Regions from separate parts of the Homo sapiens genome. Here region 1 is linked to region 2. A link is an interaction called in ENCODE POLR2A ChIA-PET data of the cell type or tissue named here. Cell type or tissue: MCF 10A. All regions are shown on one strand. Each heading gives the region's core, and the rest is flanking DNA. Links, peaks and the distances in the headings are about the cores only.

Region 1 (8,366 bases), core at 110-8,109, 390 kb before region 2:
CCATTAAGATGCCAGACAGCCTGTGGCTGCTGTGGAGATGAAGCAAGCTGACAGATACATTTGGGATGCTTCCATTTCTCAGTGATCATTCAGCGAGGGTTCCAGATGCCTTGAAGGCTTCTAGAAGCCTTTTTGCCATCTCTGCATGAATAAATCTATCAGTCCTTCAAGATGCTGCTTAAAGAAATCTACTATTGAAAGGTTTATCAGGTAACTTTGGCCTAAATTTATCTTTCTCTCTTCTGAATTGTCTGGGGAATTGATATGATATTATTTGATTTATCATTTAAAAAAAGATTTGGAATGGCTTTATTATGCATGCATAACTCCTTCTCTTAGGAAATTAGCTAATTCTAGATTGTATTTATATTAGTCTATAAACAGTTGGTTTGCATATGTGCAGTTAGATTGTATGTAGACTATAAGCTCTATGAGGGCAGGGATATATCTGAGACATTCATCTCTGAATGCACAACACAAAACACTTTATCTAGAACATAGTAAATGCACAATATGTTTATATTAAATGAAATGAAGCTGAATGTATTTCTTGGTTTGAACTTACACATAGCAGGTTCTTATATTGTGGAATTAATGAATGAACAAATACTCTTACTTTCCTGATGGCCCTAATGTAATTAGCTCTCCTGTAATCTCTTCTACAGTAAGATGTATCAAGGAATTTGTCACAGCCTCAGTTCTGTAATTAGTTCGTTTTAATTCATTCAGTTATTCAGTGAGTATTTACTACGTTCCAGACACCACACTAAGTGCAGAAGGTACAAAAGTGACAAAGACAGACCTAGCTCCTTCCCATGAGATTCTAGACATCAACCCAAGGGCTTTTAAGAGCTCAGTACTTTCTACTTTGAGACAAGATTTCTCTATGATCAAGTAAACTCCTTTGGCAGAAGGTGGAATTGGCCAGGCCTAAGATGCACTCAGCATGAAAATTTGGTTTTGGTGTGAAGGAAGCATCCTGGGTTATTAGTTAGTAACCCTTTCAATTTCATTGCAGTATTTATCATTTTGTTGTACTGTTGTTAAATATAGGTCTCCCTTTCTCATTTTAAATTTTTACCTTCATTACTTTTTTTTAAGTTCCCAGATACTTGGCCTCTTATGAGGCCATATAACAGGAAGTGCAATAAATGGAAGATCTGGAGGAGAAGCTCTGAGCTCCTCTTCTGCCAAGCAGGTCTGACCAACAGGGTCATTGTGTGACCTTGGGCAAGTCGCATCCACTCTTGAGGTCTCAGTTTCTCTTGTAAAATGAGCAACTGTGTATGGTTTCCAATTCTAAGATCCCTTTGGTTCCAGTGATCTGTGGTCCATTGCTAATTTCACAATATTTTTGTTGAACTTAATTTTGAATTTCACTTTAGACCCAAGTCAACTGGCCAACATTAAGTACAAACCCTCCAAATAGTGTTTCTTTCCATAGTTTGGCTTAAGCATTGGTGGTGCCTCACGACTTCCTCCCTCCTGCCCCTTGAACAGAAGTTCCATTACCAACCAAATTAAATCCACAAATCTTAATCCATAAAATATTTCCATCCAGACACAATAATGAGATTCATATTTGTGGTTTAGTATACCTAAGAAATGCTCAGATGAAATATGACTAGATCCATTGATACATTCAGACCACAAACTGCCCTGGTGTGGTCTGGTTTCAATTTTTGAAATAAAACTGCAGAGCACTTGCTTTCTCTCTTCTATTTCTTGCCTAGACAGAAAAGAAAATAAAAAGTGGTTCTGGACAAGTGGCAACAATATAGATTCCTGTAAAATTCTGGAAAATTATTTCAAAAATAAATTTGAATTCATTTCCCAATGGAACAATGACCTCTTCTATTTTGGTCTTCATCCAGAATTTTAAGAAATCTAGTTGGCTCTTTCAGAAGCATTGAATAGTGAGTTCTCAAAGTCTTGAGCCAAGGTTAAGAAATGGAAGAGATTTATCTAGGAAGAACCGATTACAGACAGACTTACAACACAACCCTAAATAAGAGAACTTCTGAATAGGGGTCTGTGAGATGGTTGCCTTTGTGAAACTGTTATCAGCCACCCAAAGTCAGAAATTTAGTCCCGAAAGACCCTGAAAAATTTTAAGAAGGCATTGTGATGGGAGAGACAGGGGCATTGCCTTTAGAGTCAGGAAGACTTAAGACCAATTTCTACTTATCTGCTGGGGAGCCTTGGACAACGTCCTATACCTTCTGAATTGTGGCTTATTCAACTATAAAATCTCTCCAGGGTTGTTTGAGGCAGTGAATGGGACAACAAAGCTATAAGTGCCTGACATATTAATAATAAACGTTACACATATGTTAGTATATCTTCTCCTCTTCTTTCCTTTTCCTGTCTCCCTTTATGAGAGAGCTCCATGACATTGGGCATATTAAAAAATAAAAGAGTAATAGTGTAGAGGTGGTTCAAGCACTGGTTAAGAAGTAGAATTGGTTTGGGATCAATTATGTTTCAACTCAAAGAGCTGACATAGCTACCTGGAACTGCCTTGAGAAAGATTCTGTGGCTATGATTAGGCTTTCGGGAAAAGGTGCTGTGATGGATTAGCAATATCCACCATGGGTACAGGAGTGGAGAGTGTTGACGTGTACACCAAATATTTGGCATAGCAAAACTAGACAGCTTTGGAAATCTTTCCCGATCCAATGTGCTAATATTCAAATGAATGGAATCCTGCTTGAGTGGGATTTGCATCAGAAGGAGCCAGATGGAGCCATTGACAATTACAAAATCCTGTTTAAATCAAGTTCAATAAAGTCTCATACATTTTGATAGAATATGACTCATGAAACAAAAATACGTCTCTAGGACTGGAAGCAGGAAACCAGACTCTCAGGGAAAACTAAGACTACTCCCGTAATTAATTTGTGTGACCTCAGGCAAAGCAAACATACTTTCATTGTCTATTTTCCCTTTCCCAAAATGGGACCATCTAAATGCTATAATAATAATGAACATTGATTGCATATGTCGTCTGTGCCAGACACTGCTTTTTGTGTCTTCTGTGGATTATCTCATTGAATCCTCCCCAAGACTTCTGAGGTAGTTGTCTTTATTTTTCACAGTTTATGGAGGAGAAAACTGAGGCTCACACAGCTCAAGATCACATAGCTAGAAACGGGGAACAGAAATTTAAATCAGGTGAACTGATTCACTTGTTTTAATTATGTTAAAGGGTGGTTTGCATAACTAAGGTCGGGGTCCAGAGAAACTACTGGTAATGAAATATCTTTATGATCTACAGGCAGGACAGGAAAAACTGCAGAAAAATCTGAAAAATAGAGATATGTCTAACCCCCTTAACTTGGCTTTAACTTAGCTGTGTAACTTTAAACAGCATTTTCTAAAGTGTAATCTACAACACGTTGATAGGTACTAATCTGAGGGAAAAAGATTTCCTAATTAAACACGTTTGGAAAATGTTATTTTAAACCAAATATGATTTTAAGCCAAACAAATTACACAACTTTCTTTACTTCAGGTTTTTCCAGGGTGTTTAATAGGTTCATGCTCGTTGGAAATCTCGAAGAAGGGGACAGTTTATAGAGTGTTTCCCAAATCTACTTGATTATTCTGTTTGAAGTGAGTCACAGGATTAGGTTGGATGGCACACGATGGGGGAAGAACTGATAGAGAACAAATCCTAGACCCTTACTCCTTTCATTTCTTCCTGTATTAGAAGGAAGTAGAGATATACCTAACTATGACCTCTCTGGGATAAAATGTGAAGCTCTATGTTAGAGGATCTTGAGCAATTTAAACTAAGAGTGAAGCAAGTAGGTCAATATTTATACTGTGCGTGGCACTTTACAAATGCTGTTTAATCATGTTACCAACTCTGGGAATTAGGGAGCATTGTTTGTATTTTACTGGTAAGAGAACTGAAGGCTTAAGAAGGTTAAGTAAGTGGCCTAGTCAGCAATTATTTGAATCAGAATTAAGAACAGTCTTATAATTCCAAAGTCTATGCTCTTTCTGCTATATCAAGTTACCTTTGAAGTAAGATTCATTGTTCAAGTTAAAGAATTAATATTTATCTACTAACTATCAGAGAGAAACACAATATCATTAATATGAATAGAGTTGTTGGATTTGCAAAATGGAACAAGGTAGGATGGTGTTTGGGAATTGGGGTTTACATAACTATTTTATTTACTGTTGTGAACTTGAGGGGAGGGCATAGGCCAGGTGGACTATAATATCTGTGTCTTAGGCAAATCTTTAAAGCCCCTGGAGAAAAGCCTGCTCTCCTTGAGTCTGACCTGAAGAGAAGGTTAATAAGTGAGAGGAAGATACAGTGAGAAGTAGCAGATGGGGGAGCTAAAAATCTATCATTTCTGGAAAACTGGGCTTCACACTATGTACTATCTAAAAAACGTGTGGTTTCCAAGAAATCAGTCAAGATCAGAGAGCGTTTCAGAGGGGCTGGAAATTACCACTTTCAGTTTTGAAAGCATGGACTTCTATGAACAAACAACTTATTTGTATAAGTAAGGAAAGGAGGGAAAATTCCTTCTAAATAGGATCATTTAATTCAGCATATGGCAGGAAATTCAAGAAATTAGCCAGAGAGAAATACTAGTCAGAGGAAGGCAGAGGCAAATGAAGATGAATCATACAAATGAATAACTTTTAATCATTATTCTGAACTTCTTTTAGGTATAGAGTTTGGCATTATGTTTTTGGAGGGGAACTTACTAGATGATTTTTTTTTTCTGCTTCAATCTCTATATACACAAGTATGATAATATCCACCTTGTTAGGTTAAGGTGACTGGAAAGTAAGTATAAAAATTTAGTAAGGTTGACTGGAAGGGATCAGTAAACATTTCCTTAAATGACCAAATAGAAAATATGTAAAGCTTTGCAGTTAGATGATTTCAGTCACAACTATTCAACTCTGCTATTGTAGAGGCAGCAGCTATAGATAATACACAAACAAATGAGCATGGCTGTGTTCCAATAAAACTTTATTTACAAAAATAGGCTGCCACCCTATGGTTTGCTAACCTCTGCTGGAATATAGTAGTTATTCAATAAATGACAGCTTCTATTATGAAACTAAATACAGATTGAATTGAACAATAAGGAAACTAACATTTTGTTGAGTGCCTATTATATACATTTTTATGCCAAATCTTACACTAAATGCTTTTTATTCATGCTATCATTTATCTTGTCATTTGTCATGACAACCTGGTGAGTTAGGTATTATTATGCTTATTTGAAAATTAATTTGAGACTCAGGGAGTTTCCATGACTGGCTTAAGAGGCAGAGCCAGCTTTTGAATCCTGATTTATTTGTGGTTCTAAAATGTCTGCTTTCAACTACATTGAGCTACACTGGGCTGACTCCTAAAGGAATTTTCTTAGTTCAGATAAGGTAAAAACTTAAATTTTTACTGCTCCATAAAGAAAGAGATCAGCATTCAAGTGGATGAACTCACTTTCCATTTCCTAGACCTTCAGCAGCTCTTTGGTGGCTGTGCACATGTAAGCACCAAAATATTTGACCTCTGTTTTTCTCCCAGAACCTCTGGCTGGATCTCAAGTTTTATGTACTTCCTTTTTGGAGAATACTTAAGCCAAGGTGTACTGTTTGCAAACACTTATTAGCCTTGGGTAGATATTGGCGAGTTTCCGTTGGCATCAAATGGGCTTCCAGAATCTGCTGAGGCCTGGCTGTGCTCATTGATTGTCTTTGCCAAAAAGAGCTGCTAATTAGGATGACATCCTGCTTGTCTCTACCTCTAGAGCTAGGTTTTCCTTCCTGGGCATGCCTATTTTGTCCCAAGCAGTATGTTTGGATTTTTAGTGCAGATCTAGATGAACAAGAGCAAATTTGCAGTCCCTTTAAAATCTATGAAGCCTTGTGCTCCAGTGAAGAATTTCCCAGACTACGTTGCAAGATGTTTTTAGGTAGATGTCCTATGGTCAGGTATGTTTGGAGATACTGGGCTAACGAAAGTTGAACAGATTAATTACAGCAAGATATCTCAGATGATGCACTCTACTTCCCTGAACCATCCATTGGCTTCTAACCACACTCAGAATGAAATTCAAACTCCTAGCCATTGCCTACAGAGCTCCTTCTCTCATTTCATTCAGACATCTGCACAATGGCACATTCACCTCTCACCCCATCTAAAAGAGCACTCCTCTCACCACCAGTCATTGTTTATGCCCTTACCTTGTTTTGTCTTTCTTCTTAGCAAATATCACTACCTGAAATTGTGCTATAAGTTTATGTGATTCCTTTTTATTGTCTGCCTTCCCCCTGCTATGGTCTGAATGTTTGTGTTCCCTCAAAATCCACACATTGGAACATAATCACCAGTGTGACAATATTAGTTGGCAGAGTCTTTGGGAGGTACTTAGATCATGAGGGCAGAGGCTTCATAAATAGAATTTGTGCCCTTATTAAAAGAGACCCCATAGAGCTGCCTTATGTCTTCTGCCATGTGAGGACATATAAGGTGCCATCTTGATCTTGGACTTCCCAGCCTCCAGAACTGTGAGAAAGTAATTTCTGTTGTTTGTAAGTCACTCAGTTTATGGTATTTTGTTGTAGCAGCTTGTACAAACTAAGATATGCCACCATAATGTAAACACCATGAATAAAAGGATCTTGACTGTATTGCTTTCTATTGTATCACCAGCCCTAAAACTATGTATTGAATGGACATATGAGCTGTGCATTTCCAAGAACAGAAGAGTACCAAGTGTTTCCCAAACTCATTTGGCCACAAAACCCTTTTTTAGGTGATTCCCATGAGAATGCTTTTCCACATGACACACTTTTGGGAACTGCTTCTCTAGTGGGATCTTATCATCAAGAACTATTTGATCAACAGGTAACAAAACAATGACAACAACAAAACATTTATATTGAATGCCAGTTTCTGTGCTAAGCAGTGTTCATGAACTACATCATTTAATCATCACAATAAACTTTAAACTAGGTGCTACTACTTTGCTTTTAATATGGATAAGAAGAAATTAGCTTAAAGAAGCTAAGTAACTTGGCCAAGATCACATAGCAAGCAAATACCTCTCAAACCCAGAGGATTCTTATGCCAAAGTCATACTCTTAACCATTATTCATTTCTTCTTGTGGGCTGTGAGCTTCTCCATGTCCTAAGATAGAGAGCTCTTTGTCTCCATCCCACCCTTGAGCCTGTTCTTTCCTCCTATTAGTTGTTGACTAATCTTTGTTATAACCTCCAGATTTTCAGCTATCTCTTGTGACTCAGCCTCAAATCCCCAGACAGGACTCCTCTGTCCTTGGTACTGGTTTTTCCAAATCCAAAGCAATTTGTGTTTTTATCCTGAAGGCCACCTCTGAAAGCAAACACATTCCTTGAGGTCTGTGTCCTGAGACAGTTTCCTGTCCTAGGGCTGGGATGGTTTCCTCCTATCACATGTTGTGTCATCACACTGCATACTTGCAAGCCAGTGGGTGAAGCGTGAAAACAACTTCAAGCTCTGGGCTTTCTGAGCAAACTGCTAAGGAAGAGGATGTCCAAATCTGGGACACAGCAAGGACTCCTATTAATTGCTAAAGATTAACTTTATTCCAGTTGTGCTAGGTTTCAGATAAACCAGATACAATTTTTTCTTTTAGGAACTATATTGTCAAGAGGGGCAGACAGGCCATTCCAGGATGATAAAGGAGATGATAGATTTAAAAAAAGAAACATAGGTAGAATGAGATGACAGTAAAAGGGCATCTAATTTACCTGGAGGAAGTGGTGCCTGAACTGAATTTTGAGAGAAAAATATGAATAGGTGAAAAACATAAAAAAGGATATTCTAGGCACGAGGGAATGGCATTTACAAGGATATAAAAAGAATAAAAGGGTTGATGTGAACAGTATGAATGACAGCTGAAGTACAGGATCTGTTTAGAGACCAGAAGCAAGATCATGGAGAATCTTGAATGTCAGAATATCTGGACTTTTTTGCAGGCAGAAGAAAAGCATTTGGAAATCTTGAGGCCCAGGAATGTTAACCTCTATGTCTCAGGTTGAAGAAGGGGAAGGCTGGGTTGCTGGGGGCCAGTGGGAAAGCTGTTGCAGTGGCCCATCTGTGAGATGCTAAGATCTGAACTACAGGGGTAATGGAGGTGGGGCAGGGGGTGGTGATCAAGAAAGTGGGGAGGCAGTGAACAGATTTGCTTGTCAAGGCAGTAGAGACTACAACATTTTGTGTGTGGGGTTAGTAAAGAAAAAAGAATTAATCGAAGATGTTACTATTCATTATATCTGCTGAGAGGAATAGATTGAGGGAGGAACAATGGATGAGTTTTAGTTTTGGTCACACTGACTGTCTTGC
Region 2 (8,366 bases), core at 115-8,114:
ACATTTTCCCCATAACATTAGAAGATTTATTGAAGGAAAATATTGGCCATTTAAGGGTTTATTTGTCTAGAAAAGACAAGTGGTGGGTGTGGGGGTTAAACTCAATGTTCATTATTGATGGGGGCATGTTGTACTGTTTGAAATGCGGTGTTTGTTGAAATTCTCAAAAGCCTTATCAGAACAATCAGTCCATATAAAGCCCCAACACCAACTGTAAAACCATGAGAGATTTTATTGTATTTAATATTTCTGAGCTGGCCAAAACCAGCTTTTATTCAAGATGGTTTTATGCTTCCACATTTGGACTGCACTAGTCTGTGAAAACAAACTAAGGAGAAAGTTAAAAAAAAAAACCAACTCTTAATCTTATGGCTCCTTTTAAAGAGAACAGCTAGATTTGGGGAGAGAAATGGATCAAGGTGGAGAACAAGACTTAATCACTTATTTAGCAAATACGTCATGCACTGAGCTTAATTTCATAATTATCTCACTTAATCCTCACTAGGATCCTGAACTATAAGTATGACCCTTCTCATTTTGTAGATAAAGAAGCCAAATTTTAGAAAAGTTATACTCATGACGGCAACATAATTTTCAAGGACCTTGTTAAAAAATTATTGAGCATTTCGAGGTACCAGTAGCAGAACATAAAATCAGGCATGAGGCCCTTCTAAGCATAGGGCTTTATGTGACTTCACAGGTCACATGCCCATGAAGCCGGCCCTTGTCAGTCAACTCACTCCATGGCACAGAGTGAATAAATGGGAGAATCCAAGATTAATATTCACCCATTTACATTTACGCTATGATTCATGCTCCTCTAAAACTCTCAAGTCAATTCAGTCTTTCCCTTCTTTCGTTTATTCCCCATTTAGCTGTTAGACTTCTCTTGTACTATTTTACAAAAGGCTTTTTGAATGTATTGGTCTTTATTTTTTCACATATAAAGGCTTAGAAGTGAGGGCTGGGCACTGATCACTGTATTGGGTGATATCCCAATGTCCCATTTCCATCCTGCTCATTTCTTTCTCAAAGTGTGTTTATATGTCAGCCAGCTCTTCTTGTGTTTTGGGCATATATCAGAGATTATCTTCAAGAATTAACATCCACAGAAGCTCAGCTTCTGAAAGTAGCCTCCTAGATGTTTATAGCCCATAAAATGCTTATAGGATGTCAGTCACACTCTGGCACCACGCATCTTTGAAACAGAAATAATCCTAGCGACCACTGAATCCTTCAATCTCATTTTCGTTTTAAGGTTGTTGTTTTGTTACTCTAATTTCTGTTATGATCGGTATACTGAGGCCCAGAAGAATCAATAAGTCGCCCAAGGTCATAGAGTACATTAATGACAAATCTGGGACTAAACAAGTATCTTAAGCCCAAACATGAGATTATTTTTTTTTAAAAAAATGAGCAGTTGCTATCTAGTTAATCTCTTCCTTGGTTCACTAAACAGATTCGTCAAGAGTTAGATATGAGTCAGGCGCAGTGGCTCACGCCTGTAATCCCAGCACTTTGGGAGGCCGAGGCGGGCAGATCACGAGGTCAAGAGATTGAGACAATCCTGGCCAACATGGTGAAACCCTGTCTCTACTAAAAATACAAAAATTAGCTGGGTGTGGTGGCGCGTGGCTGTAGTCCCATCTACTCGGGAGGCTGAGGTGGGAGAATCACTTGAACCCAGGAAGCGGAGGTTGCAGTGAGCCAAGATGGTGCCTCCACACTGAAGCCTGGTGACAGAGCAAGACTCCGTCTCAACAACAACAAAAAGGAGTTATATATGTTCTCAGGTTAACAGCTGAATAAATAACAAAGAATGTCATTGTGCCTAGCAGCTAAGACTGTGGGAAGACTGAGTCTCCCGTTCTATGCCTCACCCTGCAGTATAGGAAGATGCCACCTGGGTCAGCTGGGTCATCTTGGATAAAGTGGTTACCCCTTAAAGACTAATGTGCCACTTGCATGGTTAAAATCTTGGCTCAAGTGGCTTATTGGATTATACAGCTTTCTCATGACAGTCGCACGTCTCTGAAATTCTCATGAACTGCTGTTTGGAAAGACTACAGTTGCTGAAAATAAACAGGAACCAAAAAATGCAAGCTGTCCTCTGTTCCCGGGAAAACCTAACTGTGCAAACAGCTTCCTACCCATGAGGGACAGTACAGAGCCAGGTATAGGATGACTCACTGGATTTATGAATCTTCTGTCTGTTGAGTAAGCAAGCACTGAGGATGTTTACGATATATTTTAGTGTTCTTTGAAGGTGTTACACTAAATGGGGAAATGCCCTCACCCTTAATGGCCTTAATAATGCTACCATAATATCCTGACTACATTCTCATAAGCAATCTTTTCTTTCTTTTTTTGTTTTTGAAGTCATCCAGGCTGGAGTGCCGTGGCGCGATCTCGGCTCACTGCAACCTTCACCTCCCGGTGCAAGCAATTCTTCAGCCTCAACCTCTCAGTAGCTGGAATTACAGGCATACACCACTATGCCCTGCTAACTTTTGTATTTTTAGTAGAGACAGGGTTTCACCATGTTGGCCAGGCTGGTCTCGGACTCCTAGCCTCAAGTGATCCACCTGCCTCAGCCTCCCAAAGTGTTGGGATTACAGGCATGGGCCATCACTCCTGGCTGCCATAAGGAACCTTTATATTAGTGAGTAATAGCAGCCACACAGTAAGTTCATGTTGAGTGTCTTGTCAAATGCTGACTAGCACTATGAATATAAAAACTGATCACTTGATTGTATCCAGCAGTCCATAACTTATAGAATAAAATAATTTACAGAGGCATCTAATTCAGGCCAAGCCTCTTGGCAAACTTAATTCATGCTATGAATATTTATTGATTTAACATTATGACAGTCTCTGTGCTAGAACTCAGGTAGGCTGTCCAAGACAACTTAGAGCTCATGGCTTAACTATTCCAAGCACATGAGTTTACTAACAATTTCCATTGCATCCAGGAAGCCTTCTTTTCTTATCTGAATTCCCATTAATCTATACCATTCACTAGACCCTTGAATTCCAGGCTGGGTTGGAAAATCATCCAGCCCAGTATATCACAAAGTGAGGAATGTGCACTATTAGTGGTGTGCAAGACAGTTTGGCAGTTTAAACTGGTAAACTTTAAAAAAAATTTATAAATAATTAAACACTAACCCTCACAGTGTGATGACAATTGTGATGGAGGTGTGCCCAACATGGAAGCCTGTTTTGCTTACTGCATAATGCTGAAGATGCTAGTGATGAGTTTTTCACCTGTATTTATAAAAAACTTCTCAAATCCAGAGTCTGTGTGATGAGTGGTCATAAGAATCAACTCTGATTTCTAAGACTTCCTCCATGTCTCAATATCCTGTTTTTCCTTCTCTTCTTTGGGTGTCTGAGATTTCAGGTGTAAGGAGAGTCTTCTTGGTGGGGATAATGTCTAAACAGATACAATATTTATAATCTGATAAATCTCAAAGGTGTGTCTCTACCTAGGACCATCTCAAGCTTGAGAGGCTTATATCAGATTGCCTGTTCAATGTCCCTACTTAGATACCTAGTACATATCTTTGTGCAGCCTGATCCCTGTTGGGCACCGTTTGATGATGAAGTGGAGACTAAAATCCAGACACATCTACTTGGAGGAAGGAGTGCTTTTTTTTTTCTTTTTCCTTTTTTTTTCTCTTTTTTTGCAAAAAGACAACTTTCACAAGTCAAGTGATGGGTTCTTGGGGCTTCCTCTACCTAGAGGTTCTTCCTAATTCTGTACAGAAATCAGGTCTTTCTCTAACTTGAACAAATATATCCTCTAAGTTAGTAGTAATTTTGCCCTTAAGCAAAAACTATCATGGTATCTATGGGAAAATGAAAAAAATTTAAGATGCCTGAAGAAGCTAGAAGTGAATAATAAGACTACTTTCTTGATAACTTCTACATATTTTTATATTTTTCATATTTAACCTTAAGTTGAGGTATTTTGAAGGGAGTGATCTTACTTTACTCTTCACATATAGCAAACTGAAGAAATTTTGCTGAGTGAATGGATAGACATGGTCCTAGAAAACATATTAGAAGTGGGCAAATCACAGTAACAAATCACCGTGTGTGTGTGTGTGTCTACTTAGCTATACATTGATACAAACAATTATTAAAACAAAGTAGATTGAGCCGTGAGAGGGCTTATTTTTCAGATGCTATTTGAAAACACTCGTTAAGCCATACTGGAAGGCTTCAAGGAGCTCACTGTTAAGACAAAAGTGAATAAACAGAGGAGGTAACAAATTATACTTAGAGCTAAGTTAGAATGAATTCATTCTTGCTATGGAATAACAGAGGAGGAGCTTTAGCCAGGCTGGATAATTTTTTAAATCTTCTTCAACACTTAGAATAATTTTAGAAGAGTGAATAGGAGTGACTTTATCAGCAGTACAGAGGATGAAATGTCTAAAATAATACTTGTGTGAGTGAAATGTCTAAAATGCTGGGGAAGGATGATTTTCTTGACTAGAGGCATCTGCTGTTATCTGGTGGCCCAGAGCTTAGGTTTCAAAAAGGTACAGAAAGGGTTGTGGGAAATAAATTCTGGGGCCCACGTAAATTTGAAGATCAGATTGGAGATGCCTCATAATCTGAAATTCCTAAGATGCAACACATCAGTGGGTGAACTAGAGAAAACCATGTTTTTCAGAGGCATGTGATGGAGTTATTGGCCTTGGTTCTGAGAGGAAGAAAAAAGAAAATTCCCTTAAAACTTCCCAATCATAAGCCCACTCTCACTCAGGTTTAGAGCTGTAATTCAGACAACCTTTGTGGCACAAAACATGTTAATCTAGACTTTAAAGTTCTGGATTGGTAATGCCTCTAGACAAATTTCCGTGAGGAATACACTCTCAACATAGGTTTTAAATATTTCTGACAAATATGGACAAGTGAATTGGAACTCAAAATAAAAAATCACAAAGCACATAAAAATTAGTGGTATTATAAATAAAACCCAGGAGAAACATCAAACAGTATAGTCATATGCAAAAGACTACTTGTACGAATATACAATGTAAAACACTTTTATATTCATTATGTTCTTAAAAAGAAACAAAAAAATCAATAAGAAGCAAGAACTTGTTAAAAATGGGTCAGGTAAATTAGGTAAAAGATCAGAAATTATAGGAATAAAAATATGATAATTGAAATTAGAATTACATTGGATATATTAAACATCAATTAAAGCTAGAGAGAAAAATCAAGAATTGACAGGGCAATGTAAAGAGATTAAACAGAGAACAATGCTAAAGTATAATAAGATAGAAAATACAGGCCAGGCGCCGTGGCTCACGCCTGTAATCCCAGCATTTTGGGAGGCCGACGCTGGCGGATCACAAGGTCAGGAGATTGAGACCATCCTGGTTAACACGGTGAAACCCTGTCTCTACTAAAAATACAAAAAATTAGCTGGGCGTGGTGGTGTGCGCCTGTAATCCCAGCTACTCGGGAGGCTGAGGCAGGAGAATGGCATGAACCCGGGAGGCGGAGCTTGCAGTGAGCCGAAATTGTACCACTGCACTCCAGCCTGGGCGAGAGTGCGAGACTCTGTCTCAAAAAAAAAAAAAAAAAAAAAAAAAAAAGAAAAGAAAAGCAAAAGGGGAAATGAGGAGATGTGCCATGGAGTTATTTGCATCTCTTGGCAATACATGATAGATTAGTAGGTCTGATACATGCTTAATTACAGTTCTAGACATAAAGAGGCGAACAGATTGTCAAAAGGCATTATGCAAAGCAATAGTAGCAGTTTAGTGAATCCTAAGTAGAAAGACAAAGACACACATAAACTAAATAAATTATAGTAAAACTACAGTGACATAGGAAAACATCAATAGCAAAGAGACATTATTAAAATATGACAGAAGAATAAACCAGCTTAAGTCAAAGGCATGAAAGTTAGACTAGCTGCTAACTTTAATCCACAGAAAGAGGAGAGTGGAACATTTCAAATTATTGGAAAAAATCAAGCTGGAATTGAATATCCAATAATACCAATTTAAAAACAATAGTAAAATCAAGACTTCTTCAGATAAACAACTGAATTCACTACCATTACTAAAGTAATTTAAAAAAATAAAATTTGGGAAGGAAAAAAATAATCCATAAAAGAAGGTCTGGAATGCAACAAGAAATACTGAGAAAAAAATGTTACCCATGTGGATAAGTCTAAACAAACCTTGACTATCTATTTGAAATCTAGAATTAAAATTCTGCAATAAACAGTATATGTCATGTAAGGATAATGAGAATTACTATGTCCTTAGATTCTTGTGTTCAGAAAGAGAAAGTAAATATGGACTAACTTTGGATGAAATGAAGCAGGTACAGTATTTAATTTCAGAGAAACACTGTAATAATAGAAATCTAGTAGGAGACTTCCAAAACAGCACAGAGGAGGGAACAATATGGAGTAAGGAGAAATAAATCCCTAATCAGTGAAATATTTTAAATGGGCAAAACATGAGAAAAAAGGAAAAAGCATGAGAATAGAATGCATAAAATAAAATGACAGAAACAAATCCAACTATATTAATACTCAAAATTAATGGCCATGGACTGGAGTTTTTAGGTTAAAAAAATCGCTAGATTGGATTTTTTTTCCCCAAATGAGCTCTCTGATTTTAAAAAGAGAAACACATAAAACATAAGGCCAAAAAAAGAAGTAAAGAATGAAACAAAATTTTACTAGGCAAACAGTAATAAAACTAGGTTGATATAATGATCATAAATGTAGACTTGGAGGTAGAACTCTTTACCAGAAATAAAGAGGATCACTACATGTTGATTAAATGTTTCTTTTGCCAACAAGAGATAATATTTGTATGCACATATCATTTAGTAAAATACAGAGCACAAATTAAGAAATTTTCAAGGAACAATGGATAAAGCCGCTATCATATTAAAATATTTTTAAAAACATCATCTTCTCACAATTATTAGATTAGCCATTTGTTTAAAGAGTCTCTGAGGATACAGGAAATGTAAATGTCACAATTAACAACCTGGAGCTAATGGATGAGAGAAGTTGTCCCTGGCTGTGTGTGTACTGGTGGTATGAAGCGTGTGTGGATATATCCCACACACCCCAAAACCCACCACAAACCCAAAAACCGTGTTTCATATAACATCTGAAAATGCTAGTTTAAGGCATATTTTAAAATTAGTGAAAATATTATTGAATATTAGAAATATTAGTGAATATTAGTGAAAATCAACCACATACCAGTTCATAAAAGAAGTCTGAAGAATTAGCTTATATAAACCATATTATTTAATCAAAACACACAAAATAAACAAAAATAAAACATAATCAAATATGTTGACAATTTGAAAACATACATCTAAATAACTTAGATTACAAAGAAAAATATTACAGAAATTTTAGTATGCTTACAACTGCATGATTGGAATACAACTTAAACAAAATAGTGGAATCCAATTAAAAGCAGGGCTTAGTGACTAATTCATTGTTTTTTATGCTTTTATTACAAAATAAGAAAGACTTAAATTTAAGAAAAAATTAGAAGAGATTTGCAGGAGGCCATTATCCTTAGCAAACTAACACAGAATCAGAAAACAAATACTGCATGTTCTCCCTTGTAAGTGGGAGCTAAATGATGAGAACACATGGACGCATAGAGGGGAACAACACACACTGGGGCATATCGAAGGATGGAGGGTGGGAGGAGAAAGAGGATCAGGAAAAATAACTAATGGGAACTAGGCTTAATACTTGGGTGATGAAATAATCTGTAAGCCTGGGGGCAGTGGCTCAGTCCTGTAATCCCAGCAATTTGGGAGGCCGAGTTGGGCAGCTCACCTGAGGTCAGGAGTTAGAGACCAGCTTGGCCAACATGGTGAAACCCCGTCTCAACTAAAAATACAAAAATTAGCCAGGTGTGGTAGCAGGCACCTGTAATCCCAGCTACTTGGGAGACTGAGGCACGAGAATTGCTTGAACCCAGGAGGCGGAGGTTGCAGTGAGCTGAAATCCTACCACTTCACTCTAGCCTAGATGACAGTGAGACTCTGTCTCTCAAAAAAAAAAAAAAAAAAGAAAGAAAAGAAAAAGAAAAATAGTCTGTACTGCAAACCCCCATGACACAAGTTTACCTTGTAACAAACCTGCACATGTATCACTGAACTTAAAATAAAAGTTAAAAAAGAAAGTATTTGCTCAACTATAGGCCAGGTGGTTCATGCCTGTAATTCCAGCATTTTGAGAGGCTGAGGTGGGAGGATCATTTGAACCCAGGAGTTAAAGACCAGTCTTGGTAACGTAGGGAAAACTATGTCTCTACAAAATATTAAAAATTTAGCTCGGTGTGGCG

Evidence for each region. ChIA-PET counts read pairs that join two places held together with the same protein. Peaks named below come from ENCODE experiments on the same cell type or tissue, not always from the same donor. Only the 100,000 strongest peaks of a DNase experiment are listed, where the experiment ranks them.
Region 1: POLR2A ChIA-PET joins it to region 2 with 5 read pairs; 2 of 35 experiments call an interaction of 5 or more read pairs at or near these places.

The regions. Positions count from the first base shown.
Region 1 is chr9:115,102,340-115,110,705 of GRCh38, forward strand. The region is part of intron 1 of TNC (tenascin C); the gene reads right to left. The region is part of intron 1 of LOC124902255 (a long non-coding RNA gene); the gene reads left to right. Among named protein-coding and RNA genes, the nearest start is that of TNC, 12 kb to the right of the region's middle. In MCF 10A, for the core only: no CTCF peak of the experiment used is centred there; a DNase peak (open chromatin) is centred at 3,842.
Region 2 is chr9:115,496,349-115,504,714 of GRCh38, forward strand. No RefSeq gene overlaps it. Among named protein-coding and RNA genes, the nearest start is that of DELEC1, 360 kb to the left of the region's middle. In MCF 10A, for the core only: no CTCF peak of the experiment used is centred there; no DNase peak of the experiment used is centred there.